2 separate regions of the Homo sapiens genome follow, and region 1 is linked to region 2. A link is an interaction called in ENCODE POLR2A ChIA-PET data of the cell type or tissue named here. Cell type or tissue: OCI-LY7. All regions are shown on one strand.

Region 1 (5,000 bases), 240 kb after region 2:
TTTTGGTTGCTTCTCAATTTTGGCTATTACAAGTAAAGCTGCTGTAAACATTCATATGTATCTTTGTATGAAAATATTTTAAAATTTCTCTTGGGTAACTATCTAGACGTAGAATAGCTGGATCATATGGTGGGTGTATTTTTAACTATTTAAGAAACTGCCAAAATGCTCTACAGAGTCATCCCACCATTTTGCAGTCTCACCAGCTGCAAACAAGAGTTTCAATTCCTTCACATCCTTTCCAACACTTGGTATGTTCAGGGGTTCAAATTTTGGCCATTTTAATAGGTTTGTATTTGTAATCTCATTGTGATTTTAAATTGCATTATCTTAGTGACTAATGTTATTGAGGATTTTTAAAAATTCTCTTGTCATGTATATTTTCTTTAGTTAAATGTTTACTAAAATATTTTGCCCATATTTTTAGTGGATTATGTTTTTTAATTATTGAGATTTAGAGTTATTTATATATTCTGAGTAAAATTCCCCTATCAGATACATGATTTGTAAATATTTTATTTCATTAGTTAAGCTGCTTTTTAAAATTATTTTAATAGTATTTTTAATCTTTAATAGTCTTTTGGCCAGGCACAGTGGCACATGCTTGTAATCCCAGCACTTTGCAAGGCTGAGGTGGAGGACTGCTTGAGTCCAGGAGTTGGGGATCAGCCTGGGCAATATAGTGAGACCTCATCTTTACCAAAAAAAAGAAAAAGTTGGCTGGATGTAGTGGTACACACCTGTAGTCCCAGCTACTTGGGAAGCTAAGGTGGGAGGATTGTAGAAGATGGAGGCTGCAGTGAGCTGAGATTGTGCCACTGCACTCCAGTCCCGTCTCAAAAAATTTTTAAAAAGCCTTTTGAAGTGCAGAAGTTTTAAGTTTTGATGAAGTAAAAATTATAAATGTGTTATGATATAGTTTGGCTGTGTCCCCACCCAGATCTCATCTTGAATTGTAACTTCCACAATTCTCACATGCCATGGGAGGAAACTGGCGGGAGGTGGTTGAATCATGGGGGCGGCTCTTTCCTGTGTTGTTCCTGTGATGGTGAGTGAGTCTCTGAGATCTGATGTTTTTTAAAAATGGGAGTTCCCCTGAACAAGCTCGCTCTCTATGCCTGCCGCCATCCACATAAGACATAATTTGCTCCTCCTTGCCTTCCACCATGATTTTGAAGCCTCCCCAGCCATGTGGAACTGTGAGTCCAATTAAACCTCTTTCTTTTGTAAATTGCCCAGTCTTGGGTATGTCTTTATCAGCAGCATGAAAATGGACTAACACATGTTCTTTTATAAATTGTTCTTTTTGTATAGTAAGTAATAAAACCTTGTTTAACTCAGTCACCTAAATTTTCTCCTATGCTGTATTCTAGAAGTTTTTATACTTCTTATAGATTTTACATTTAAATGCATAATCTATTTTGAATTAATTTTTTATACAGTGTGAGATATGGATCAAAGTTTGTTTATTCCATATGGAAATTAAATTTTTCCAGTACTCTTTTTGAAAAGACTGTCCTTTTCCAATTAATTGTGCCTTTGCATCTTTGTTGAAAGTCATTGTCCATACACGTGTGAACTTATTTCTGAGCACTTTTTGTTTCATTGATCTACATGTTTATCTTGTGTGATGCCAATAGCATCATCTTGATTACTATGGCTTTATCATGAATCTTCATATCATGTGTAGTGTCAATTCTCCTATTTTGGCTTTTTATTCAAGGTTGTTTTGAGTATTTTAGATTATTTGCATTTCCATATAAATTTTAGAATCAGCTTGTAAGTTTCTACAGCCTTGCTAGGATTTTGATTGGGATTGTGTTGAATCTATAAACTGGGGAGAATACACATCTCAATAATATTGAATCTTTCATTTCATCTAAATTGGTCAATTTGTTGCCACAAATATGTTCACAATGTTTTCTTATTATTCTTTAAATATTCATAGAATTTATAGTGGTGCTACCTCTCTCATTTTTTATGTTGGTAACTTGTGTCTTCTCTTTCATTGTTTTTTTTTCTGATCAGTCTGGCTAGAATGTAAATTTTCTTTCCTCTTCTTTTTTAAATTATACTTTAAATTCTGAGGTACATATGCATAACATGCAGGTTTGTTACATAGGTATACATGTGCCGTGCTGGTTTCTTGCACCCATCAACTCGTCATTTACATTAGCTATTTCTCCTAATGCTATCCCTCCCCCAGCCCCCCACCCTCTGACAGGCCCCAGCGTGTGATGCTCCCCTCCCTGTGTCCATGTGTTCTCATTGTTCAGCTGTCACTTATGAGTGAGAACATGCGGTGTTTGGTTTTCTGTTCCTGTGTTACTTTGCTGAGAATGATGGTTTCCAGTTTCATCCATGTCCCTGCAAAGGACATGAACTCATCCTTTTTTATGACTGCATAGTATTCCATGATGTATATGTGCCACATTTTCTTAATCCAGTCTATCATTGATGGGCATTTGGGTTGGTTCCAAGACTTTGCTATTGTGAACAGTGCTGCAATAATCATACGTGTGCATCTGTCCTTGCAGTAGAATGATTTATAATCCTTTGGGTATATACCCAGTAATGGGATTGCTGGGTCAAATGGTATTTCTTATTCTAGGTCCTTGAGGAATCACCACACTGTCTTCCACAATGGTTGAACTAATTTACACTCCTACCAACAGTGTAAAAGCATTCCTATTTCTCCACATCCTCTCCAGTATCTGTTGTTTCCTGACTTTTTAATGATTGCCATTCTAACTGGTGTGAGACGGTATCTCATTGTGGTTTTGATTTGCATTTCTCTAATGACCAGTGATGATGAGCATTTTTTCGTAAGTTTGTTGGCTGCATAAATGTCTTCAATTGAGAGGTGTCTGCTCATATCCTTCACCCATTTTTTGATGAAGTTGTTTGTTTTTTTCTTGTAAATTTGTTTAAGTTCTTTGTAGATTCTGGATATTAGCCTTTGTTAGGTGGATAGATTGCAAAAGTTTTCTCCCAATCTCTAGGTTGCCTGTTCACTCTGATGATAGTTTCTTTTGCTGTGCAGAAGCTCTTCAGTTTAATTAGATCCCATTTGTCTATTTTGGTTTTTGTTGCCATTGCTTTTGGTGTTTTAGACATGAAGTCCTTGCCCATGCCTATGTCTTGAATGGTATTGCCTAGGTTTTGTTCTAAGGTTTTTATGGTTTTACGTCTTACATTTAAGTCTTTAATCCATCTTGAGTTAATTTTTGTGTAAGGTTTAAGGAAGGGATCCAGTTTCAGTTTTCTGCATATGGCTAGCCAGTTTTCCCATCACCATTTATTAAATAGGGAATCCTTTCCCCATTGCTTGTATTTATCAGGTTTGTCAAACATCAGATGGTTGTAGATGTGTGGTGTTATTTCTGGGGCCTCTGTTCTGTTCCATTGGTCTATATATCTGTTTTGGTACCAGTACCATGCTGTTTTGAGTTTTGGGTTTTGGGTTTCATTGACTTGTTTCGTGATTTCTAGATAATTGATTTCTGCACAGATACTTATTTTTTTCCTTCTCCTCTTCCTGCTTTGGAAGCTAATGTCATTGACAAGATCACTTTTATTTTCAAGTATAAATATTAAGTAGGTTAAATTAAATGTTAAGTACTATTTTAAGGGCATCCCATACATTTTGATATGTTATATTAGTTTCTAGGGTTTCTGTAACAAAGTACCACATGCTGCATCACTTAACACAACAGTAATTTATTCTCTCACAGTTCTGGAGGCTAGAAGTCCAGAGTCGAAATGTCACCAAAATGTTCTCCTGCAGTCACTGGGCAGAATCTTTCCTTGTCCTTTCTTAGTTTCTGGTGGTGGTAACAATCCTTGGTATTCCTTAGCTTGGTGGTTTATCATTCTAATTTCTGTCTCTGTCATCAGTTGGTATTCTCTCTGTGTGTGTCTTTTCTCCTTTTCTTGCAAAGGCACCAACCAAACTGGGTTAAGAGCCTTCCCTATCCAGTATGACCTTATCTTAACTTAAGTGATTATACCTGTAATGATCCTATTTTCAAATAAAGTCACATTTTGGTGTACTAAGGGTAAGAACATAATTTGGGGTGAGGGCACAATTTAACCCATAACAATTGCACTTCTATTTTTATTCTTTTTAAAACACACTTTCATTTTTATTCTGTTTAAAATACACTCGAATTTGTTCTTTTAATTTTTTTAGGCCTATGAATTATTTAGAAAGTGATTTTTTTTGTTTTCAAATATTAGGAATTTGTTCAACTTAATTATTTGTTGGTATGTTTGAGATAAATTCCTGTGGCTTTTGTATGTCTGAAAATAATCTTTATTTTGACTTCGAAAATAATCTTTTATTTTCATTGATATTTTCAAAGATATTATCTCTCAGGTATAGATTTTTAAGTTGACAGTTTTCTCTTCCTTTAGTACTTTAAATATATTACTCTCCTGTCTTTTCACTTGCATTGTTTCCAACAAAAAATATGCTCTTATCTTGATGTCTCTTCATCTGAACATAGTGTTTGCTTTTACTTTGGCTGCTTTTAAGACTTTCTGTTTATCACCGGCTTTTAGCAATTTTATTATGATGTATTCTTATGCAGTTTTCCTCACATTTTTTGTGTTCAGGGTTCATTGAACTTTTTAGACTGTGGATTTATAGTTTTCATCAAATTTGGATAGTTTTTGAGGTTATTTATTAAAATATTTGTTCTTTTTCCTCCTCTTTCTCTTTTCCATGGAAGACTCTAAATACACATATGTTCGGCTGCTTGAAGTTGTCTCACAGCTACCAATGGTTTTTTAAAAATTCATTTTCTTTTTTTCTCTATGTTTCATATTTGGATAGTTTCTATTATTATATCTTCAAGTTCATTTTTTCTCCAGTATCTTCATCTTTAGATGTTTGATTTGAGTTAAAAAAGATATCTTCCATGTGTCTACTCAATTTTCTGGACATATGGAATATAGTAACAATAACATTTTAAATGTATGTGTCTGCTAATTCTAAC
Region 2 (5,000 bases):
GGTTCTTTTGAGGTACTTTGAATGTGTTAGAGCTTAGAAACGGATACCCCAAAATATGGCACTTTGACATGCTGAACTGAAAAAGAAGCCTCAAGGTCTCTTGGACCTCCTCCCTGTCCTGTCTCTTAATCCTCCTTGCAGGATGAAGTTGTCCCCTGAAATTCCTTATTTGCCTACATTTTGGACCTGACAATGAAGAAAACAATTACTTCTGGCCCCTTCCCTGAGTTTTTATTAACTGAACTCATGGGAAGAAAGACTGAATTCTATCAACACGCCTGGACAGACTGGTCACAAACTATTGTCTGCTCTGCTGGCCCAAAAGACTTTATCCCAGGCCACTGTAGGTTCTCCAGGCCCATCGAAATCCCCTAAAAATCATCTACACGTCTCTATCTGTCTTTCCCCTAAGAAGTATATACAACCATCTGTACCTCACTGGGATATTGGACAATCATTCTGTGATTCTCCCTCATGCTCACTAACACATCTGTAGGCCATTTTGCCTATTAATCTGCCTTTTGTCAGTTGATTTTTCAGTAAGCCTTCAGATGGCAAAGAGAAGTTTTTCCTTGATCCCTATAAATTTATAGTAGAATGTATGCTATAAAAGACCTGATAGCCCCATTGTCATGGATGACATTTCTCTCATGTGGGTGTGCCAACTCGTGCAGATGACAATTTTATAAATGTGTGTGCTCCTGTGAATTAGACTGTTATAGTAACATTAAACTGCTAAAGAACTTCACCTACTTTCTGGATTTGCAAGTAAATAATTTGGCTATTTTTTTTTTCAGTCTAAAGGCAGATAGCTGATAAGCTACATGAATTGGCCCAGTGGATTAAGTAATTTTTCATAATGCCTGATTACTAGTTTCTGAGAGTAGGATATCTAGAGAAGGAGTTTTTGGGGGAGATAGGAACAGAGGCTGATCAGTTTATTTCTTTATGCTTTGACCTCCTCTAAGAAAAATGCTGGCTGCTACAAAAGTTTCTATCTTAACATTTTTCTGCAAGTTTGTTATTACCATTTATGAACTCCCCATTTCCCACAGAGGAAGGAAAGAATAGACAGAACTGAGTGATAAACTAGACAAAGGGAATGGCTTAGTAGGACATGGCTTCTGCCTTTTGTGTTTCCAGTATTTGTCTACTGCTAAGGAAATCAGTATGTGGCACATAACTGGGGCAAAGGATTCAACACTCAGCACTTCGAGCAAGAAGTCACCATCATTAGCATTATTGTGGCAGCTACAAGGAGACGCCCAACAATTTACTGCAAATGACATAAAATAGATACACTGACTCCCAGCTGGATTTTTACTATTTTTGTCCACATTCTGAGGGCTATCAAAATACTTTTTAATTCACTTCCAGACCATCCCAACTTCTACAATGACTCTTTCTCTCTACAACCAGCTAAATTTAATTTCATTATGATTTGCCAAAGGTTAACTGAGAAAAGTAACAGCCAAGAATTAAGAAAACAGGTATAACATGAAAGAGGGAAAAAATCATTTATTTTGAAGGGTGGCCTGACCAAGCAACATGGCTCCAGAGTGGAATGAAAGAGATAAAAATAGGAAGACGATTGGGTGAAGCAGAAAAAAAAAAAACAGAAGCAGTAGAAACAGATCAATGAGAATGTGTTTCTAGAGCCTATTATGTTTCTGAAGTTGAAGTGATAAACATATTGCATACCCTTTGTTCTAGAGACCTTTCAAAGGACAGAATTCCTTTTCTCAAGCATTGAGCTCTCTCCATCTTTAGAGTCTTTTCAGTCTGTTTCACACAGTGTCAGAAGAAGGTTGCCTCAAAAGTTGGTAGAATTACTGTAATTCCCTCCATGACAGTAGTAAAGTTGGATCCTGCTGATTAGAGCAAAACACAAAAGCTCACTTCCAGAGAACTGTGATCTTCTCATAAAACAGTTGGCATCGCCTGAAAGGGAGGTATTGTTGGTAGGTAAGCCAATGTCCTAGGGCCTGGGACTCAGCCAGCATCTCATGTAACAACCATGCTGCCTATCCACTTTTGTTTGTTTTCCCAGACAAAAATGATTGCAACACATTTCAGAGCCAATGCAAAAACTCTGCCTTTGTAATATGCTGACTTGCTGTCAATAATTAGATGTTCTAAATTGCTACACTAGACAATGAGGTCCAACTTAAAAAAAAATACAAAAACCCAGTTAAAAGCTCAATTGGCCAAGAGGTTATTTCTGCAAAATGATCACCAGTGGTTTTTTTCTTTTCTTTTATTTTTTGTGGGGGGCGGGTGTGGAGTAGATGAAATGTGTCCAGAGAAGAAAAAAAAATCATACTTCTGTAAATATTTTCTTAACTTCCTTTTGCCAGGCAGCTCTGGTTTAGTGAGACATACACTAGGTTAAATTTCAAAACACTTGGATACTAACTGTGCTACTTTGGAGCAAGCCATTTAATCTCCCTGAGGCCCAGATCATTCATCTATAAAGTGAGAATAGTAATACTTCGACTGACCACGTCACAGTATGATTAAATATCCAATGATATATTGTACATGAAAGCATTTATCAACTGCAAGTCATGATACTAATGTGAGGACTGTAGAGTTGCCTTTATTTTCCTCAGAGCAGATTTAATTCTGGGGTGCTGGAGAGAAGTAGGAGAGGTTCAGCTCCAGCTCTATCTCATTTCCCCACGTCTGAGAGGCTGGAAGAGAAAGGAGTGGATCTTGAGTTGGCAACTCCCATTTCTCCATCAGCAGAAAGAGAAAACTGGTTTTCAGGTTTCCTCCTACCCCATGAAGTAAGAGTCCCTTCCTCTAAATATTAAAGAAATTTATTAACTATCTAGATTTTCCTTGACTTTTGCTTCTTTATCTAGGCTATGTTGTTCAATATGACAGCCACTAGTGATTTGTGGTTACTGAACTCAAGAAATATGGTTAATCAAAATTGAGATGTGCTGTTAGTGAAGAATACATGCCAGGTTTTGAAGATAATAGTCCAAAAATACCTGAAAGAATGTAAAATATCTCACTAATGTTTTTTATGTTGATTTCACATTGTAAAGATAATATTTTAGATATATTAGATTGTACAAGATATGTTGTTAAAAATAAATTTTATGTTTCTTTTGACTTTTTCAATTGTAGCTACTATAGTTTAAAATTTTATATTTTATATCACTTTATATGTCTTTTTTTTTTTCCAAGATGGAGTCTTGCTCTATTGCCCAGGCTGGAGTGCAGTGGTGTGATCTCGGCTCACTGCAACCTCTGTCTCCCAGGATCAAGCGATTCTCCTGCCTTAGCCTCCCGAGTAGCTGGGATTACAAGTGTGTTCCACCACTCCTGGCTAATTTTTTGCATTTTTAGTAGAGATGGGGTTTCACCATGTTGGCCAAGCTGGTCTCAAACTCCTGACCTCAGGTGATCCACCCACCTTGGCCTCCCAAACTGCTGGGATTACAGGCATGAGCCACCGCACCCAGCCTCACTTTATATTTCTATTGGATTTGGACAATCAGAGAGGAAGGAAAAACCCGAGTCCCCAGTAGCCTTATTTCATGCCTCTTTCTTTCCATTTTTCAGTCTCTCTCCACCCTCATGCGTTCCAGGTATTGGGAAGTCAATTCTTTTGAGACAAACATCAAGAAACCAAAGAAAGATCAATAGGAAGATCATTTCATCACATTTATAGCACATGGCACCAAATAGACAGTCAGCATCCATTCAGTCAATCAATCATGCATTTAATTAAAATGAAGAATACAGAAATTTGGCAATCTCATGTCCTGAAAAAACAGATACACTAGGAATGAGTAATTTCTCTTTTCACTCTTACAAGTTCTGAAAAGGAGGAGATACTATGATTAGGCTATGAACTATACTGTGTATAGTCACTTATTAAAATCTTATTTTATATAATGGCTATCTGTAGGCATTTAAAAAAAACTCCCTTCTAAAGGTCTAGATATCTTGAGGTCAATAAATGTGCTCTGTATCCAATAAGTACTGAGCAAATGTTGTTGAATATAATGAATAAAATAAATGATATAATCAGTCTATCACTTTATCTTTCTAACCAAAATTAAAATTTGAAGCTAAAATGTTGTATGGTTGATTCGATGATGATATAGGCATTAAAACATGAGTTGTGCCTTAAGGTATGCTTTGCTTTTATCTGATAAAACAATCTTATTTAAATTTTTTTTTTTTAAATAATAGAGACTGGGTCTCAATATGTTGCCCAGGCTGGTTTTGAATTCCTGGGCTCAAGCAATCCTTCTGCCTCAGATTCCAAAAGTGCTGGATTACAGGTGTGAGCCACCACACCCAGCCAAAAAAATCTTATTTTTAAGTCACTTCAAAAAGTAACCCATTTGAGAGTGAATAAATTCTTCCCAGATTAAATCCTGGCTGATGAAGAACACTTATTCCTAAAATAAAATCCCCATCCATTTTTGTCATCTCAGCAACCATCTAAAAATTGTCCCAGGAACAAACTGATTCACCCTATATGAAATAACAGAATAACAGAGAAGAACGATAATCCCATTAACCTGGTAGATCCGGAATGAAATGCAGCTGGAGGATGGAGCAGATTGGAGGTGGGAACAGGGAACACTCAGCAGGCTCCCAGCCCCGAACACCCCTGGAGTCTCAACAGCCTCAATCCATCTGGAAGGGAGGGCTTGGGGGAAGGGCTGAGCATGGCTGCAGGGATCAAAGCTAAGCAGGGGAAAACAGCTAGAGCACTGTCTGCTCTTTGAGCAAAGATAATAGAGTCCTCTCTGTGGTGAAGAGAATGAACACACAGGAAGATTTAAAAACACAACAAACCCGGAGCCGATCAGATTCCTTTATTCCATACCTCAAACTCATCAGGCTTGTCCTCAATTCAGAGTCTCTCTATATTGAATTACAGGGTTAGAAAAATAAAGGGCATCCCATTGAGTGCTTTTCAAACAGTGGGTTGCCACTCTTTAGTGTGAGAGAATCAATTCAGTGGGTGG

What was found. Peaks named below come from ENCODE experiments on the same cell type or tissue, not always from the same donor. Only the 100,000 strongest peaks of a DNase experiment are listed, where the experiment ranks them.
Region 1: POLR2A ChIA-PET joins it to region 2 with 6 read pairs; 2 of 35 experiments call an interaction of 5 or more read pairs at or near these places.

Annotation. Positions count from the first base shown.
Region 1 is chr21:17,202,211-17,207,210 of GRCh38, reverse strand. The region is part of intron 1 of LOC107985511 (a long non-coding RNA gene); the gene reads right to left. Among named protein-coding and RNA genes, the nearest start is that of LINC01549, 230 kb to the left of the region's middle. In OCI-LY7, no CTCF peak of the experiment used is centred here; no DNase peak of the experiment used is centred here.
Region 2 is chr21:17,438,545-17,443,544 of GRCh38, reverse strand. It overlaps LINC01549 (long intergenic non-protein coding RNA 1549), which reads right to left and starts at 4,655. Exons shown (of 4, transcript NR_037586.1): 1 at 4,548-4,655; 2 at 1,702-1,871. RefSeq lists an enhancer at 4,443-5,000. In OCI-LY7, no CTCF peak of the experiment used is centred here; no DNase peak of the experiment used is centred here; H3K4me3 peaks cover 118 bases.